2 separate regions of the Mus musculus genome follow, and region 2 is linked to region 1. A link is a loop called in an ENCODE intact Hi-C map of the cell type or tissue named here. Cell type or tissue: left cerebral cortex. All regions are shown on one strand.

Region 1 (5,000 bases):
TAAAATTGCCAATATTGGCTGTCTTTGACCCCCAGCAATGACAGCTTCCTAGGATTGTATATTTATAGAATTCCCTAGCTACAATCTAAAGTGTTTAAAAACAAAACAAAACACAAACAAAAAACAAACAAAATGAAACTCAGCTGAGAGGGTGGGAAGGAAACCCGCATTTCACTCTACAATAAAGTTTGAAAAATGTGTTTATTTAGTTTTCCAGACATGTATTTTATAGGAACGACATGTTCCATTTTCTTATTTTAAATGATATTATTCTTTTGTGCATCACTTTTTCACAGGACACACGAAGGGAGCATATTCACATGTTACTTAATGTCATAGGAAAGCTCTTGACTAATTGGCTGGATTATAAAACAGACTTATCTGGTTTAGCAGTCTCTACACATACATTATAATTTAACTACTATGGTAGCAAAGAAAATATCATGATTTGCTATGAAGTTTGTCCTTTTTCTGGTGTCACAGTTTGCTCCTTTCATGAGGGGCTGAGTGTCATTGCAGGTACTGCCATGGTGGTCAAGGACAGCCACCAGCTGGATGCCAGGGCCGTGTCAGCAGGTTTTCCTGAAGAAATCAATTTCTCTTTTCCATCTTCCTGAAGAGATTGAATTCAGATACTGCACATGTCTACAGCCACGCTCAGATTCAACTTCTTAACCACAGTTCTATTTTTCCAAATTGATCTTTTTACATGTTCAGGACAAAAATCTGCCCTCAACTATAGAAAAAAAAAAAAAGACTTTTAAACCCAGATGATTTTATACAAATAGAGCTAAGTCTAAGATTTAAAATCTGAGAACCAGGGCTGGGATGGTTTTTCAGTGAGTAAAAGCATTTTTCCATGTACATGTGACAACCTGAGTTTAATCCCCAAACCCATATTAAGCTGGATGCTGATATACATCTCTTATTCAGCATTCCTAAAGCAGGGAAGGAGGCAGAGACAGGAGAATTTAGAAAACATGTGGGCCAGGGAAGGCAGGAATTGAGTAGTAGAGGGGACTGTCCACAAGGTGGGTAGCCAGACCTGGAAGGCAAGAATCAACTCCAGGAAGGTGTTCCCTTGCTTACCCACACACAACACACACACACACACACACACACACACACACACACACACAGACACACACACACACACACAGATACACACACACACAGACACACACACACACATACACACACACATACACACACACACATACACAGACACACACAGACACAGACATACACACACATACACACACAACACACACAGACACACACACACATACACACACACAGACATACGTACACATACACACACAACACACAACACACACACACACACACACACACACACACACACACAAAGTAAATAAGTAAAAACTTAAAAACTTGAAGCTCTTGGGGTTATGAGGCCCAGAATGTTGTGATGCATACAAATACTCATGGCAAGCATTTTAACCATAAATAAACATTTCTCTACCTTAAATCTGATGCTCTAGTATGGTAGTCACCAATTCTCTGGATATAAATATATTACACTTTTATTCTTTAATGTATTTCATTTTTTGAAAGAGGGTCACATGCATTGCAGGCTGGCTTTACACTACTTATGTCCTTGAGGATGGCCTTGAACTCTCTGTCCTCCACTAAAGTGTAAATTTGTTTTAGGTGGTCATGAGAAGCCATTCGGGGGATTGTACATGCTAAGCAAGCTCTCTATTAACTATGTCCCTAGTTCAAACTTATAAACATTTTCAACTGGGCAGTGACAGATCTGTAAGGAAGGTCTAGCAGACATCACTGTCTATTCATAATAAGGCAGCTGTCCCCATATGGTACCATTTTCTTTCCCAATAAATGATAAAACATGTCCATCCCTACCCAGGATGTGCGCTCTAGGTACAGATTCTTGAAAAATCATATAAGAAAATCATCTTAGATGCTGAGAGTCTTAGACGTTTCCTGGCATTTAGTGGGTCCAGGGTAAGAAATGCAGACACAGTCAGCAGTTCAAGAGCAGAGATCTTCTAAAGAAAAATTGCATTTCTCATTCTGAACTGGGCTATATGTAGGATGCACTTTTGCTTAGCCCTGCAGGAGCAACACCAGCATTAATTATACAAACAGCTTTTCTGTTTGGGTTGATCATGACTCAGCAAGAAATTTCGAAAGCAGTGTCTTTACCTCCTTAGCAAGCTTTTTTTTTTTTTTTTTCTGTTTTTTCTTTTATGTTTTATCTATTTAAACCCGCGGTCTGGGTCTGCTCTGTATGTCAGGATTAGATGTTTAAGATCTACAGGCAGAGGTCATCATTGTAGTGGTCATCAAGAAACTCCAACTTTGCCAAGCGAGAAACAATCACCTCCAGTCTACCTCCTACCCTTTTCCTTCAAGTAGAAAACAGTATGTTGTCCAGATTATCTGCTTGCTTTTCTGCAGCAAGTATAGAGTAGTCGCATCTCCAAGCCAAAGGTGGTTTTTTCCTATCCTAAGAGAGACAGATAGGCAAAGACAGACAGACAGACAGACAGACAGACAGACAGACAGACAGAGGATTCCGATATTCATGGCTCCCTGGCTCCTTACTTTTGCCTAAATGGCTACTTGGAATAGAGATGGGTTCCTCTAATAAAGATACAAAGGCACCAGAAGACAGTCCCTGCTAAAGTGACAGTAAAAGATATTGTTAGAAAAGGAAAGCTCTCAGCTCTCTGGGCTCCCGGAAGCTTGGGGGTGGGGGAAGTCGTCTCACCTATTTTGGAAACTACTTACAGATGTGGGGAAACCTCGGAATTGCTCACACCAGGGGCTTTTTTGCAGAGATTTCCTCTGATTTTTTTTTCCCTTCCCCAATTTCCCACAACCTGTGTTTGTCTTGAGTCTGCTAGGCTGAGGAGTGGTTTACCTCTCTGATCCAGCTGCCGGCTCTTACACCCTGTCCTAGGGAGGAAATCAAACAAGTGAAGCCGAAGGGTACTAGGAGGCGCTGGGCATGGGCGCCAGAACTGTCAGAAAATTTGCGAGGCGAGTATTCCAACTTCCCTTCCTGCGCCCACGTGAGCCCTAGCTCCAGCCCATCAGCGAGGGCTTAGCGTTTCCTGCTGGTGCGATCTGGAACTCGATTTTTTTTAAAAAAAATTAATTTCTCTAGTTCTTAGTAAAACTTTGTTGGTTAGGAGACTGCCTTTGCACAGATGCCTGTTTTCTTACCCAAACAGAGAAAGGTCAGATACTTTTCCTTCCACTCTTGAGGTAGGAAGGTTAAACAGCAGCAAGGGAAAGAAACACACATCGCCTATTTATCTGGGGGTGGGGTGGGGGCAAGATAGAGAGATTTGCAGCGAAGTTGTCACGATCCCTCGCGCCACCCCCGGTCTGGCGCTCTGCACTGACACGTACCTCATCTATTAATTGCTGTTCGTGGACGCAAATGCGGAATGCATTCGGTTTTTTATCTTTAGTAAAATAGAAATGGAAATGTCAGCGCGCTCGTGTCTGTTTGTTTGTATAAGGCTATCAAACGAAGTCAGAGAGGAGGCTGTGGCCCGGATCCTGACCCTGATTGTATGAATAAGTAAGCAGGATGCGAGTGATTGGGTTAGATGCTGCGAAGATTTTTTTTTTTTTCAAGTTAGGAAGAGGGTAAAAAGACAGCCTAGAGGGGGGGAAAGAGGCACTCCAAATCCTCACACCCCTTTGCTCTCCGGGCAGTCGGGAGCTTCCCTAGCTTCGGCAGGCTTTTAAGGTCTGGCGGCGTAGAAATGCCTATCCCCCACCCCCTTCCTCGGTCTCCCCTTTCAGTTCAGATGTGCTGATGTGCAGACCGGATTCATCTTCCCCGAGCAGCGGCGGTGGCAGCGGCGGGCGCAGGCGGCTGCAGCTCGCTCTCGGCCGCGGGGTCCTGACAGCGGCGGGGGCGCGGCGCGGGAGCCGGAGCTCCGGTGGCAGCTGAGCCCGCCGTGCGCCTCTCGCCGCGGCCGGTCGTGATCGCGGGAAGTTCGACCGCTGGAAGGACGACCTAGACCGAGCCGGGTTGGCTGCGGCTGCCCTGCGCCGAGCTCCTCACCTGCCTTCCGCCCACCCGCGGGCCCCCGGCCAAGTTCCCCAGCATCCGGGGGAGACAGGGAGACATTTGCCCTCTCTAGCGTCCTGAAGACATCCGCATGTCTCCGGACACCTGAACATTCAGGTCTTTCCGAGGAGCTTCCCAGTCGGGATAAGAACACTGTCCCTAGAGCCCCGCATATCCACGCGGCCCTCCGGGTCTGGTCCCCTCCTTTTCCTCTAGGGGAGGAGGATGGGTTTGCAAGCGCTCTCCCCGAGGATGCTCCTGTGGTTGGTGGTCTCGGGTATTGTTTTCTCCCGGGTGCTGTGGGTCTGCGCTGGCCTCGATTATGATTACACTTTTGATGGGAACGAAGAGGACAAAACGGAGCCTATAGATTACAAGGACCCGTGCAAAGCTGGTAAGTGCCTGTCTAAGTTGGGACTGTGGTGCGCTGCTGGGGACCAAGACGTTGGAATCTCCTTCAAGAGGCAATGAGAGCTCACCTGTTTCCTTCTCTCCTGCTCAGCCCCTCCATCGTTGCCCCTCCTCTCTCCCTCTCCTTTTTCCTCCCGGCTCTCCACCCTGCGCGGCGGCCCAAGTTCCCTGGAGTTCTGTGCTAGTAGGATCAGATGCCAAGCACTGGTCCCCCATCGCTTAAGGCAAACGTCCCGTCCTGTAGTTTCTGATCCCTCCCCCATCCCCTGTGAAATTAAACAAGTCATAAACACAGCTGGCTTCTGTGGGTTTTAAATGCCAGCACGCAGCGGGTTCAATGCACCAGGAAGGGACAAGACCTCCGCTGTTCCAGGACGAGGTTTCCCAGAGTTTGTTCATATCCGAGTAGGCAGAGTTTTCCAAAAGGTGGGTGGAGATGGCATCTCTGCCTCTGGACACTCCTTGTTTTACCAAGAGTTTAAGTGTGAGTTCCAGACCAGAAGGGTGTTGTGAC
Region 2 (5,000 bases), 340 kb before region 1:
AAGCTCTCATGGTTAACATAAATGCAGTTATGGCTGCCTTATTTCCATTGCCCTTCATGTCACTCTGCAATCCCCTTATCCTCCAGAGGAACTCCTGTCTGACTTGTCTAGTTAGTGAGACTTCCCTAGGAAAAAAAAGCTTGAATTCTTTGACATATATGTAATAGCCCCTTCTTTCTCTCTGTCAGCCATAACAACAAGTACTCACTTTACAGCCTGGATGTTCTAAGAAGTTATTCTTACTTCCCTTTATCTCCTGATAATTCAGTTTTTGGATTTCTGTAATTCCCACTATCTTAGTTAAGGGTTCTATTGCACTGATCAAACACTATGACCAGAAACCAAGTTGGAGAGGAACGGGTTTATTTGACTTACACTGTCACACTGCTGTTCACCACTGAAGGAAGTCAGGACAGGAACTCAAACGGAGCAGGATCTAGGAGGTAGGAGGTGATGCTGAGGCCATGAAGGAGTGTGCTTACTGGCTTTCTCCCCATGGCGTGCTCAGCCTTCTTTCTTATAGAACCTGAGGCTATCAGCCCAAGGATGGCATCACTCACAATGGGATGGTCCCTCCTCTATTGATCACTAATTTTGAAAGTGCCTTAGAAATGGATCTGGTGGAGGTATTTCCTCAACCAAGGGTCCTTCTGTGATGACTGTGACCTGTGTCAAGTTGACACAAAACCAGCCTGCAATCCACCACCCCTATAAAAGTAAACTTATACGTAATTGGAATATAGTTAAATGATTTCACTCTTTCCTTTTCCTCTGTCCAAGCCCTTCCATACACACCCTCCAGTACCTCTTAAGTTCATGAACTCTTTCTCTTTAATTTTTGTTGTTGCATACATGTTTAAATGCATGGATGTATGAACACAACATACAGAGTCTTTCTGGTATTGCTTGTATGGTTTCAGGGATGTCCACTTGGAATTGGATAACTGAGGCTCACCCCTGGGGGTGCTTTATTCTCCATCTCTTGGTAGTCCTTATTTTCCTGGGGCTCTTTGTCTAGGGGTTTGGGAAATTTCCACACCCTGCTCTAACTTGTCTGTTGGAGTTATTACTGTCCAGGCAGCCATAATGTTGAGGTGTCATGGCTGTAGCTTCCCTGTTGTTGCTAGGAGATACCATTTCACAGGAGATGGTGATCCTGTGGCACTTACAATCTTCACACCTTCTTTTCTGTGATGTTCCCCAAGCCTCAGGTGTTGTGTTGTAGATGTATCCATTGGCACTGGGTGCATGGTGACCAGCTGTGGTTTTCTGTAATGGTCTCCACCTGCTTCAAGGAGAAGCATCTTTGATGAGAAGGAGTTACTCTTATCTGTAGTATTTAGTGTGCACTTGAGAGTGATGCTGGCTTAGAAGATTGTGGCAGAAAGTTCTCTGCTAGGATTCATAACTTACTAGCCACTGCAAAATTGGGTGCATTTACAGTGCCAGATATGATTTGCCTCATCTTGAGTGGTCTTAAGTCCACTTAGATAGCTGTTAGTTATCACCAAGAGATGAGCTCCACTATTGCACACATAGGACTACCTTGTCACATCACTCATTGCTGTTCATTATCATCACAGCTGGGTAGTACTTTTTGTTGCTTCCTTTCCCTTGGAAGTTTCTATAGTGCCTTCTGGTAACATGAGAGCTTCCAGGTCAGATATAGCTTGCATCTTCTGAATCTGGTGTCTGACGTGCATGATGCCTGCAGCAGTAGGAACTTATGTTTACTCTCTAGAAGACACTCGAAGGCAATAACATTCGCTTATATTACTTTTGGAGTCCCTTGGACTTCCCTGACCAACAACTTGAAAAGAGATTTCTTAAGCCTAGTAGTCCTGGGTTATTACTCTATGACTTTTAAAAGGAGCATTGTGATCCCAAGTGGTATAACTTTATTTAATATGCGTATACACATGCATGCATGCATGCACACACAGTATATGTAGTGTGTCTGCTGGAGAAGCTTCCATGAGAGGTTTAAAGTTGGAGACCCCCCTTCCTATTTCCTACATCTATTACCTGTGTCAGCGACCCATGTGATGTTCCAAGTGCACACCAGCTACCCTCTCTATGAGAAAGGCAAGGAAGAGAGCAGATTATGATTTTAACACCACGCAGTCTCTTCCTCTGTTTTCCTAGAGTAAACATTGGAAGTTATCGAGAAAAAGACAACACAGATTCAGCCAGAAGTCGACTCCATGACACGAGATCAGTGTGGTGAGAAATGAAAGGAGATCCGAAGAAAGAGCTGTCCATAGACTTTACAGAAGTCTTGAGGGGTGTGCTGGAGTCTAGTGTCATCCTGAAGATGAGTACTTTCTCGATTCACAAAAGCTCAGTAGCCATATCCAGCACGTTAAGAGCCAATTGAGTAAAAAAAAAAGATACTTTCTTGATGTGAAATATCATATCAGTATATGAAAGAGAATAAGCAGAAATATTTGTGACGCCACACTCCTACCTGGGAAGAGAGTGTATTAACTTTTCTCTCTATACTTGTCTCCCAGGTGTTTATACAATGGTGATGAGACAGTGTTCGAGGTTCACTTGCCCTGGAGTCTCTGTGTGATTTCTATAAAGACTGGGTAGAAGAGAAGCAGGGGACACCATCCCTTAACTAGAGAATTTCCTTTCTAAGTCCAATTAAAGTGACTTATTACCAAAGATATTCAAAAGTTGACAGTTTGCTGTATAAAACATATATTTTTTAAAATGGTGATATTCTGCTAGAGTTTTCTCTCTGCTAAGGGGAAAGAAGTAGACCAATTTTTTAGGTTTCTTAGGGATTTTGCATTAGTGGTGTTCAGTTGCCCAGCTGAGTCATTCAATCTAAGACCACTAGGTGGTAGCATAACATCAATGGAAAAACCATTTCTCCCAGGAACAAAGCAAGCCTTTACTTCTAAGAGACAGTTGAATGCTAGAAACAAAAACTATATAAACTTATCTTTTCTTTAAAAAAAAATGTACACGACTGGATTACTCTCAAGAGAGAAAATCTATCATAGTTCTTCAGTGTTTTGGCTCCCAAACAATTCAGTTCTATAAATTGGAATAAGCTGAAACAATTCTGTTAAACTGCCCACCCCCCTACACTCACTCCCTGTAGAAATTGTGCTACCTCCCAGATGCGAGCAAGCCTGTAAAGAGAGACTGGAAGGATTAAAAACAATAGAGAGCTACATCCAAACCCACACAAACTTCTGCTTAAGCAGGTGCTGTCTCACTGTGCTTGGTCAAACCCTTTGACCTTGGGTGGTGTTCTTATCCTGCTTTCCAGTCCCTCACATGTAGGTGGACTGACTACTCTCTCATCAGGACACTCGTTCAAGCCAGGAATGTAGAGCTTGTGTGAGATTCCACTGCTTTATGGTCCAGTTTCTCATTCAACAAACGCCAGTAAGCCTCTGCTTTGTAACGTGTACTGTGGCAGTTGCAGGGGGAATCAGCAGGGTGAAGGCAGTCCCCAAGGTTGAACTATTTATCATCTTGCAAAGGACACACAGAAGCATTAAATAAATAATCCCGTTCTTAACAAAAGCAAATCAATTAAAGCATGAGAAAGTCTGCAAAAAGATGGAAGGTTTTAACTGAGTTTTCTAGGGATATTTGACTTGATTCTGAAGACATTCATGGTTTGTATGAACCATCCATTCAACACGCATTTGTAGCAGGTCCTAGTTTAGGGGCTGCGGGTTCAAGGTGAATCAAGTAGGGAACGGATCTTGATAGCATGGGGGTGTATCTCAGTTGAAGCATCCTGACAAGGTAAGAGTTGATTCCATAGTAAATTAGAAGGCAAGGAAGTAGGGAGCAGGAGAGAAGAAGGTTAGCATGGTGTGGGGATAGAGGCACTCTCTGAGAGTGATGGGGACACTCTCAGAAGGGAAGAGCTGGGTGGCTAATGGAGTGTGTTGACTCTGGTCACAGACAGGAGATGCTATAAAGAGCATCCCTGGGAGCAGAAACTGTGGTGAGTCCAACCATCTGGAAAAGAGATGATTACTGCTGGGATAGAATGAATAAAGGCCAAGGATGTCATGGGGGCAGTGGATGACAGACCATGCAGGATCCTTACAGTCTACTGAAGGATCTAGTTAGAAAGAGCCAGGGAGCCACTGAACACTTTGAGGAGAGGTGTGGTTTGTCAGGTATTAATATGAAAAATTACTTTAGGGATCAAGAGAGGACCAATGACCCAGGAGAAAGGTAATAACATTGTGTCCACAGATAGCAAAGAACAGACGCTGAGCAGGGGTAGGTAGGATCCAGGGTTGATGTTGAGGTCAGAATATTGTTGTAAAACATTTCCCTCTCTATTTGCAGGGATGGGGCCTGGACCCAGAGTCTTGTGTGTGTTAGTTATGCATGCCATGGCTGAGTTACATCCTAAACCCTTGTCTCAACATTTGGTGCTCAGCATCTTTCTCAGTAAGACACGGATAAAGCTAGTTTTGCCACAAGGAATTGGTGAGGCTATGATCACTCAGTGTGTCAAAAGGCATATTAAGGCAGATACTACTAGCTGTTTGTGGTTTCATAGCGGTAAACCACTGCAGGCTTAAGATCTATTTGTTTGTTTTTGAGACAGAGTCTCTCCATAGCCCATCTTAGTCTCAAGTTCTTGATGTAATGGAGGATAACCATGTCTGTGTGACTACTCTGCCTCTACCTTCCACGTTCTGGGATTACTGATGGGCATCTCCTATCACCTCTGGTTTATGCAGTGCCAAGGCTTGCACCTGGGCTTTGTGCATTTTATGTGAGCAGTCTACCCATTGAGAAACACCTCCAGCTCATACAGACTTAAATTTTAAGGTAGAGAACATAGAAGCAGTCAGATATACTCCAGATTGAGGAAAAGAGACCAGAATGGAAAAAAATTCAATTTGTTATTTCCCATTGGAGTTGTCCTCCCAATGCTTGCTGTACAGAGCTCATGAAACGGCTCTCTTGCTGCATAGATCACTTTGCTATTCTACTGGGAAGACACC

The links. Peaks named below come from ENCODE experiments on the same cell type or tissue, not always from the same donor. Only the 100,000 strongest peaks of a DNase experiment are listed, where the experiment ranks them.
Region 2: it touches region 1 in a loop (2.6-fold over the local background); 14 of 42 quality-filtered maps call a loop at or near these places.

Annotation. Positions count from the first base shown.
Region 1 is chr8:64,204,684-64,209,683 of GRCm38, reverse strand. Tll1 (tolloid-like) reads left to right here and starts at 3,676. Exons shown (of 21, transcript NM_009390.3): 1 at 3,676-4,469. The coding sequence starts at 4,301. In left cerebral cortex, a CTCF peak has its summit at 3,121; DNase peaks (open chromatin) are centred at 3,876, 3,963, 4,449, 4,624 and 5 more places; H3K4me3 peaks cover 2,281 bases; H3K27ac peaks cover 170 bases.
Region 2 is chr8:64,546,508-64,551,507 of GRCm38, reverse strand. No RefSeq gene overlaps it. Among named protein-coding and RNA genes, the nearest start is that of Mir710, 35 kb to the right of the region's middle. In left cerebral cortex, a CTCF peak has its summit at 2,842 (motif pointing right); a DNase peak (open chromatin) is centred at 2,849.